2 separate regions of the Homo sapiens genome follow, and region 2 is linked to region 1. A link is a loop called in an ENCODE intact Hi-C map of the cell type or tissue named here. Cell type or tissue: endothelial cell of umbilical vein. All regions are shown on one strand.

Evidence for each region. Peaks named below come from ENCODE experiments on the same cell type or tissue, not always from the same donor. Only the 100,000 strongest peaks of a DNase experiment are listed, where the experiment ranks them.
Region 2: a loop joins it to region 1, with 2.5 times the contacts of the local background. A loop is called at or near these places in 1 of 110 quality-filtered maps.

What each region holds. Positions count from the first base shown.
Region 1 is chr2:182,520,714-182,524,713 of GRCh38, forward strand. It overlaps a transcript of PDE1A not described here. Among named protein-coding and RNA genes, the nearest start is that of PDE1A, 96 kb to the left of the region's middle. In endothelial cell of umbilical vein, no CTCF peak of the experiment used is centred here; a DNase peak (open chromatin) is centred at 2,128; H3K4me3 peaks cover 524 bases; H3K27ac peaks cover 602 bases.
Region 2 is chr2:182,281,853-182,285,852 of GRCh38, forward strand. All of the region lies in intron 1 of PDE1A (phosphodiesterase 1A), which reads right to left. Among named protein-coding and RNA genes, the nearest start is that of PDE1A, 140 kb to the right of the region's middle. In endothelial cell of umbilical vein, no CTCF peak of the experiment used is centred here; a DNase peak (open chromatin) is centred at 1,869; H3K27ac peaks cover 1,056 bases.

The sequences.
Region 1 (4,000 bases):
AACAAAACAAAATAAGCAAAACATCCTTCTAAGGAGAAGAAAATCTAAAATAGGTTGTAATGAGAGACATAATTTTCCCGGTACTGATGTTCATCCACTCATTAGGCTAAAACACAAATCATCTGCTGACTGCTAATGTTTAATTTGCATCTATGCTAATTAATTTTGAGAGCTGTTATTTGCTTTGATAGGATTACTTGTTCCGCTAGAGAACAACCTCACCAAAAAGCTGTAATTTCTAAATCTTCAATGGATCTTAGAAACAGATTTCTAGCTCATCCAAATAATGTAAAGATGGCTTCCTTTTTGAAAGTTATTCTCTGCTATATGTTCTTTGCATTATTGTGCTCTTACACTAATGCACTGTAAAGCCATGTATTACTTCAAGAAGTAAGAAAATATACAAAGAACAATATTTAAATACACAAACATCATTAAATACAATCAAATGGAGGAAAGCAGAAGGAATTTTTACCTCTAAACAAAGTTTGATGTAATTTTCTTTAAAAAAATATCAAACAGGGACATCAAATTTACTCAGGTACTGAATTTTTAAAAATAGTGTGTAAATACAGCATTAGAGATATAAATCTTAGAAAATCTCTATTTTGCATAGTGTAGGATTCTTTCAGCTGTTATTATAGAAAAGCAAATATATTAATATTTTCATTTGAGATCTGCAAATATACTAAGCAATTACAACGGCCTGTAAAATTCATATTCATATTTCTCATTTTTATCCAAATGTTAAATCTGATTTTTAAATTATGACAATTAAGATAAAGCATACAAACAGTGTGGTGCTGAAACACTAAACAGGAACTAGTAGCACACACAGCTAAAAAAAATGTAAGGGTGTAAATATCAAGCTGAATAGCATTGCAATTAACGTCTGACTTAGGTAATTACATCCCATGTTTGACATAATGCATAATTCTTGACCCATTTTACTAAGGGCTATTATGTACTATGGACTATTCTGTACTCTCAGGAGAAGTGAACTGTGAACTGGTTAATTTAAAGCCAAAACTCTCCAATAAGTTTGATATGCTGTTAATATTTTTATCACGTAAACATTTTTTCTTATAGAAATATCATTTAAGCAAAAAGAAGCACAATAAAGTATAATTATTTATTATCATATTAATCATCTCATTGCTTTTCCAAATCTAATCACAGAGAAAGAAGTATCAGTCTTATTTCTCTCTCTGCTTACCTGAGGGAAATTTTATTTGTGGCAGTATCCCGGCAAATGGCTTTCTTAGTTACCTTTCTGCATATCTGAACCACATATCTAAACAGCACATACAGAATGCGTAAAAGAAACCATGTAATATGACAGTAAAGTGACTTCTCCAGAAGTTACCTTACTTTAATAACATGTGCAAGTACAAAAAATCATTCGTCTTTCAACAAGTTGTTAGCTGAGGTAGGCACATTTTATTTTTCGAGAGAAAATCTTTCTAAAGGAAACTAGCCCACAAAGGCGGATAGCACCAACAATTAGTCACGTTAATAGTCAAATCTTTTGGGGGGAAATAAAAAGCAAAGAGCATACTCACATTCCTTTCAGGCGCTGCCACATTTTTTCAGTCTGTTCTCCTGTAAGATACTTAAAAGTGGTGTTTTCCAATTCTTCAATCTCTGTGGCACTAGACCCCATGATGATGCTCCTAAGACAATACAGTTACAGTCAGTTTCAGCAGCTAGAACAAGCATTCCTCAGTCCATTACAAATCTTACACACTTATACAGTAGCCTCTCTTATCTATCAAAACAGTGCTGATGTACAAAGCTGAGGGAAGACTCTGACAGATTTGCTATTGACTTTGACAGGCATATATCCACTGCTCACCACCTCACCACCCCCCTAAGCAGACAGCAGTATAAACAGATGCTCTGACCTCACAAGAACAATCCGTACATGTGAGCCTGCTACTGTACTACTGACCGACTGAGTACTCAAGCTCTCCCCAAAAGCAGCTCATCTGTTACTGTTCTGTGCACTGAAGCACATCAGAATTCCTACAGTTTACGAGCTCTATTATGCACAAGAGAAACGTGAATGACTTTCGCGCTCCAGAAGAAGCTGAATTCCTCTCTACCAACAGAACAAGGGCAGGATGTAATAAGGAAACAGATGGTAGGAGCCAGTATCAGCAGCACCACCATGAGAAAAAAAAGTGCCTGTTTAAATGCCAAGGTTTTTTTCTCTAAATTGATCTGAAACTAACACTTAAAAATGTATCATCATCTAACAATAAATGCAACAAATATTAATGATAACAAAGAGAAAATAACATCTAAAGCCATACAGAAGAACACAGCTCCACAGGTTGTTATTGCAAGAATATGTACATCAACTGATGCTGTAAGCATGCTTATTCACCTTCTCCTAGCAACTCCACACAGTAGGTAACTGCCAATTTAACCAGTGGAAAATACGGCAGCTGCACACAGCCTGCTCTATGAATCCTTTGGGGATTAAAAAATAAATAAAATGAAACTAGTGTAAATGCACTTGTGTGTGTGTGTGTTTTTTGAAGGAAAAGGGAATAGATTTGTGTGTGTGTGTTTATGAGAGAGAGAAGGAGAAAGGGAGAGAGGGACAAGAGAGAAACTGATGGTTTGCGGCTTGTGCATTTTAGAAGAGAAATGAGAGAGAGTGGACATAAAAGGAATCAGAACTGAGTCGTCTGCCAAGCTCCTAACACATGGCGAGCTTTCTTTGAAACAAGCACAGACCTTAAGTATGAGCACCATAACAGCTCTTGCTATCTGCAAGCTGCTATAGAAAATATACTTATAAACAATATTTCTTCTTGTTTGTTTGAAAACCCAGATGTAGTTTTATTTCTTCTTGCAAGAAAACTTGCCTGTTACTATGAGTTTTAAGGTAGAGACATTCAAAGATTGGTAATAACATCCAATATTTGTTGAATATTTCTGATGTTTCAGACAATGTTCTCAGTACCTATTACATATTACCTTTTTAAATTCTTACAAGATGCCTGTGAGATAGGCAATACTCCTGTTCAACAGTTGAGAAAACTGAGAAACAGAGACATTCTCCAGATTTAAAGCTAATTCTTAAAAATGGGAACTATTATTAACAATTAGTCTTCCAATGTAAAATTACTATGTCTATACAAATGACACTGATGCTATCTAGTAGTCAGTTATAATGTGTACGTAAAAAGGACCTTTGCAAAATGTTATAGAAAATGGCTTCTGATTTGCAAATTATAAGAGGGTAAATCAAGTGAGGCTTCCATTTTCCTTTCTCAGACAAGATATTTCCAGAATTCAATCTGAATGTAATGTCTTTAGCTAGCAGACAGCTTTGTGAAATTAAAACTTCATTCCTATAAGCATTTACCAGAGTTGTCAGAAATAAGTGAATCTTTGCCCTGAAAGTACCAATTTTACCCTCACTGTGCCTTCATTTGTAATCTTAGCTATATTCATGTAATAAACTGTTACCTGATATTTCTTTAATGAAACAGTCAACAAACATCTATGTTCTGCTTTCAAAGAAATATTGCAGCCAAAAATCTCCATAGATAGCAAGTACTCTATAATTATTATTTTATGAATCAAGATACCTAAGTCCTTGAGGCTATACAGATGATTTTCTAAATATGACATGAAATGTCAAGACCTCACATTGACCAGCTTACCAATAACATTGCAAAGTAAATAAAGAATGAGAACTATTCTACTTAAGTATATGTCTAAGAATCTTGTTTCAATACTACAATTCATTTGCCCTTTGCTTTCACTATGTAACTTCTATCACACATTGATATTTAAGACCTCAAGGTATACTAATTCGGTCACTTACTAGAAAAAAATCCTTAATCATTTCATTAAATGTTTCATAAAATAAAATTTTGAATAATAAACTAGATAAAATAGCTTATTATTTAAATCCTTGACCAAGATAATCTTCATCCTTAGGAAGTATCAAAAAGTTACTTCTGTTAACATAGAGAATTCA
Region 2 (4,000 bases), 240 kb before region 1:
AATGTCTTAGAGTTTAATATTAAATATAGTTAAGAAATTTTAGAAAAATAAACCTGAGACTAAAATGATAAAGAAAAGAAACAAATATATTATTGATACCATTTTGTATGTTTATTATTGATCACCCAAATCATTCACCCCATACCTGTGCCTTTCTGTCATCTGGAACAATGTTACCCTTAATGATGTTATTTTAACAGACAGAATGATGACAGTTTAATCTTGATATGGGAGTAGGCCTATCCAGTTAACTCTGGTTTCTCAACTCACTCACCTCTAACTCTTACAGAAGATATTTAAGCATAATCCTAATCTTTTACCACTATTCCACTCACTTATCCTCACTACTTTGTCACTCTTGAGCTCTTTCCTGTCTCCACTATCCATGCTCAAGTAGGTCTTGGCTACCTTTCTGCTCCAAGAAGAGATGATCATTGTCAGGAAAAGTCACTGTAGCCTCCTTACATACAAGCCTCCTTACATACATTTCAAGTTAGTGACCTGGGTCCTCTGATGTTCTGCCCTAATTTTAGCTATCAAACATCTTCCCTAAGAAAAACTTTCTATGTGAATAAAATTCATCCTTTTGAATTAATTAAGTTCATAGGTGTCATTGTTACTTAACTCAAGATTATGAAAACCTCAGCACCAAAGCATACATTCTCACCAAATTTCAACTCTCAGCTCTATTGCATGCAACACACTCAAACATCCCAATATTTGTAGGTAAGGAGACATCCATATCATATTTCATATCCTAATATTGGAGATTTGTGTTAGTTATGTGTGAGTACCTATATATAATTCCAAAACTTGGCATTATTTTCCTACATACACCAAGAATTTAATTTGTTTATTTTTTTGCAATTTATAAATGATTGACCCAATATATAAATATATAGTCTACATGCATGTTTTGTGTCTTAATAAATCTGTTAGTCCTCAATTACAATTGGCAGTCCAGTTCATTCAATAAACTATTAAAACTTCCTTAATGTTCACAAAAGCCCTAATGAAATAGTCTCAATTGGAAAATGTGGACACTGCGCCTTAAACTTTTACAGAACCTGTGCATAGCCATACTGTTGAATCACAGAAGAGGCATGTCTAAAACAAGCAGAACTTTCTCAGAATCCATGCTATTTCCATCTATATAAAGCTGGAAATAACACTAAGATTATGGGTAGTAAATTTAGTAAATACCTTAGGTGTTAATCAATACTAATAAGCAATAGGAAAGAAATATTTTCTTTTCAAATCTTAAAGTATAAACTGTCAACTCAATGTAATCGTTCCCAAGGACTAGGAAATGTAATGGCAAAGTAAAATCACTGGACACTTGTTGAGTGTCCACATATGTGTGGTCAGGTAAGTTTTACACATAGTAGTAAATGGTCACCTATATGTTATGATAAAGTGATTCTGATGTAATGTTTTGACCACCAAATCTTTCCAAAAATAATAAAACAAGTTGCTTAAACTGGTATATATCTTTGAATAGTCCACCTTATCAATATGAGAACATGGTTTTGGTATAAAGGGTACCTGAGTTACACACACACACACATACACACACACACACACACTTTAAGACTTGGTGGCAGCCTTCATTAAATGCTATATAACACAAATTATTAGATTTGAGAAAATGACAAAACAATATAGGGCTCCGGGATTTTGATATTATTTATTTATGAAACTGTTATGAGTTTTTTTAAAAAAAATCTTTTCAACTTTTAGCTCAGAAAAAAATGAGTTAAATCTTGAGTTTTACAAAGATACAACCTGAAGTTTTCCTAGAAGGAAACAAAAGATGTATTCACCCAGAAGGAAATGAATCATGCTTAGGAACTGGGGTCTGTATTTGAAAACAAAAGACAAAGAACCATCACTACAACTTGACACATTTCGACAAAGTTGTAAAGATTATGAAGTGAAAGTACAAAGGAGGAGGCTTTTCATTAAATTAGTGGTTAGCTAGGACTCTATGAAAAGCGTCATGGCTTGTAAAAGATTATCCATTATCAAACCTCATTTTAACATCTTTTTTTACAGATAGTGGAAAACTTTGATGACACATGAAGCCTATTGCCACTTAGGATTTCTAGGAGGTGGTTTTTTAATAGTAAAAGTTATAACAATCAAGTACATACCTTCTTTTTCTCTGGGATACAACTGTATCAGGTCCCAGCTTTCAAGCGGCTAGTGACCTGGCAGCCCTTACCTGGCCTATTGCAAGAATCAGTCTGGGAGAACAAGAGGCAGTAAGGAAAGGAAATGGCATATATGAAAGAACAGAAGGATATAACCTGAGGCTGCATTGTCCATGATTTTAAATTCTAGTTTGAGGAGTCTGTGTCTTACAATACATGAAAGATTTCAAGAAATTGTCAGATGAAAGTAGTTTTTGGTAAATTGACTTAGCTTACTTCTTAGCTAGAACAAATCTTAAATGCAAAATAACATTTATACTTACAAATAAATAGCTGCATTAGAGGATTTTTACTGACTGATATATCACTAAGATTTTAATAAGATGACTGATAATTAAAATATAAAATTGGAACATAAAATTAAATTGAGCAAACTCACAAATTTGGAGAAGCATTGGCTAATTTGTTATTTTCACTATCTTTGCTAAAATGCATATAAATATATTTTGGAGGGAAATGAGTATAAGTTGAAATTTTATATAATGTCATTAATTATCAGATACACAACAAATTTATCTTGCTTAAAGGGGGCATGTTGGCTAAAATGATTCAGAAGAAAATAATCAGATTTCTCCCATTTACCTAAGTCAACAGAAAATATAGATGGGTGGTAATTTTTTAATAATAAGGACATAATATAAAATCCCCCTAAATTTTTAATCTTTTCTTTATGCAAGCCTTTTGTCATCAATATAGGATCATGTTGAATATTTTCCCATTCTGGAAATAAAACAATAATAACTAACATTTATTAAGCACTTTACATATAATAATTCCTTTCATCTCACATTGATTTTATGAAGTAATTTACATTTATCTTCATTTCATGATGAGGAATCTGAGACACCATGAGATTAAGTAACTTGCCTAAGGTCACACAATTAGTTGGTAGTTTCTTGGATAGTTAGCCATGCACTTTTAACCAATGCACGAGTTAGCTTAGCTATCTTCACTTTCCTCAAGCCAGCATTCTTATACTCTTGTACTTTCTCTTCATAGCAAACTTGCACGCAGATAATTGTTTTGCCGCCTCTGATTCCCTCCCCAGTGCCTGCCTTCCACCCATCAAAGTGGCACTGCAGCCACTCTTGCTTCTGCCATCCTGACTTCTGCACAGCTATATCTAAGGATACTCCTTGGTTTTTATGTTTTTCAAAGCTCTGCAGCATCTTTCACTTCTGGACACTCTTCAGAGTGTTTTCTTTTCTTGTTTTCTCTGGCATCATCTTATTTTTGTTCAAGCAATAAAGTTGGTTTTTCTTCCTCAATTTCCCTTTCTTCCCTCCCTCTGCTAAGGACATTTAAAATGCATGAACCGACCCTTATTTGTACCAAATTTGCTAACCACTAATTTAATCAACAGGACACTTAACAGAGGGAGGGAAGGAAGTGGCCAAAATCAGATTTACTAAGAAACGATCTGGTCAAATTATGTCTAAGGACACTTAGCAGAGGGAGGGAAGGAAGGGAAGTTGAGAAAAAACTGAGAGAGTAGAGTATAACCTTCTTCTCCTAACCACTTCCCATGTGGATGTTGACTTTGACAATATGAGTTACTTTGGCCAATGGAAAGTCAGCATCTTGAAACAAGTGGCAGCCTTAAATGCAGCAGCTTGGCTTGGCATCTCAGGCTTCTGTGACCCACCATAGTAAGAACATACATATTCCAAGTAGTAGGTGGCTGAGGACAGTGAGGAAACACATGGAGCAGACTTGAGTCTAACCTGCAGCCTGGAGCCAGGCCCAGATGATCTTAGCTGAGTTCAGCAGAGGAATAGCAGACTTGC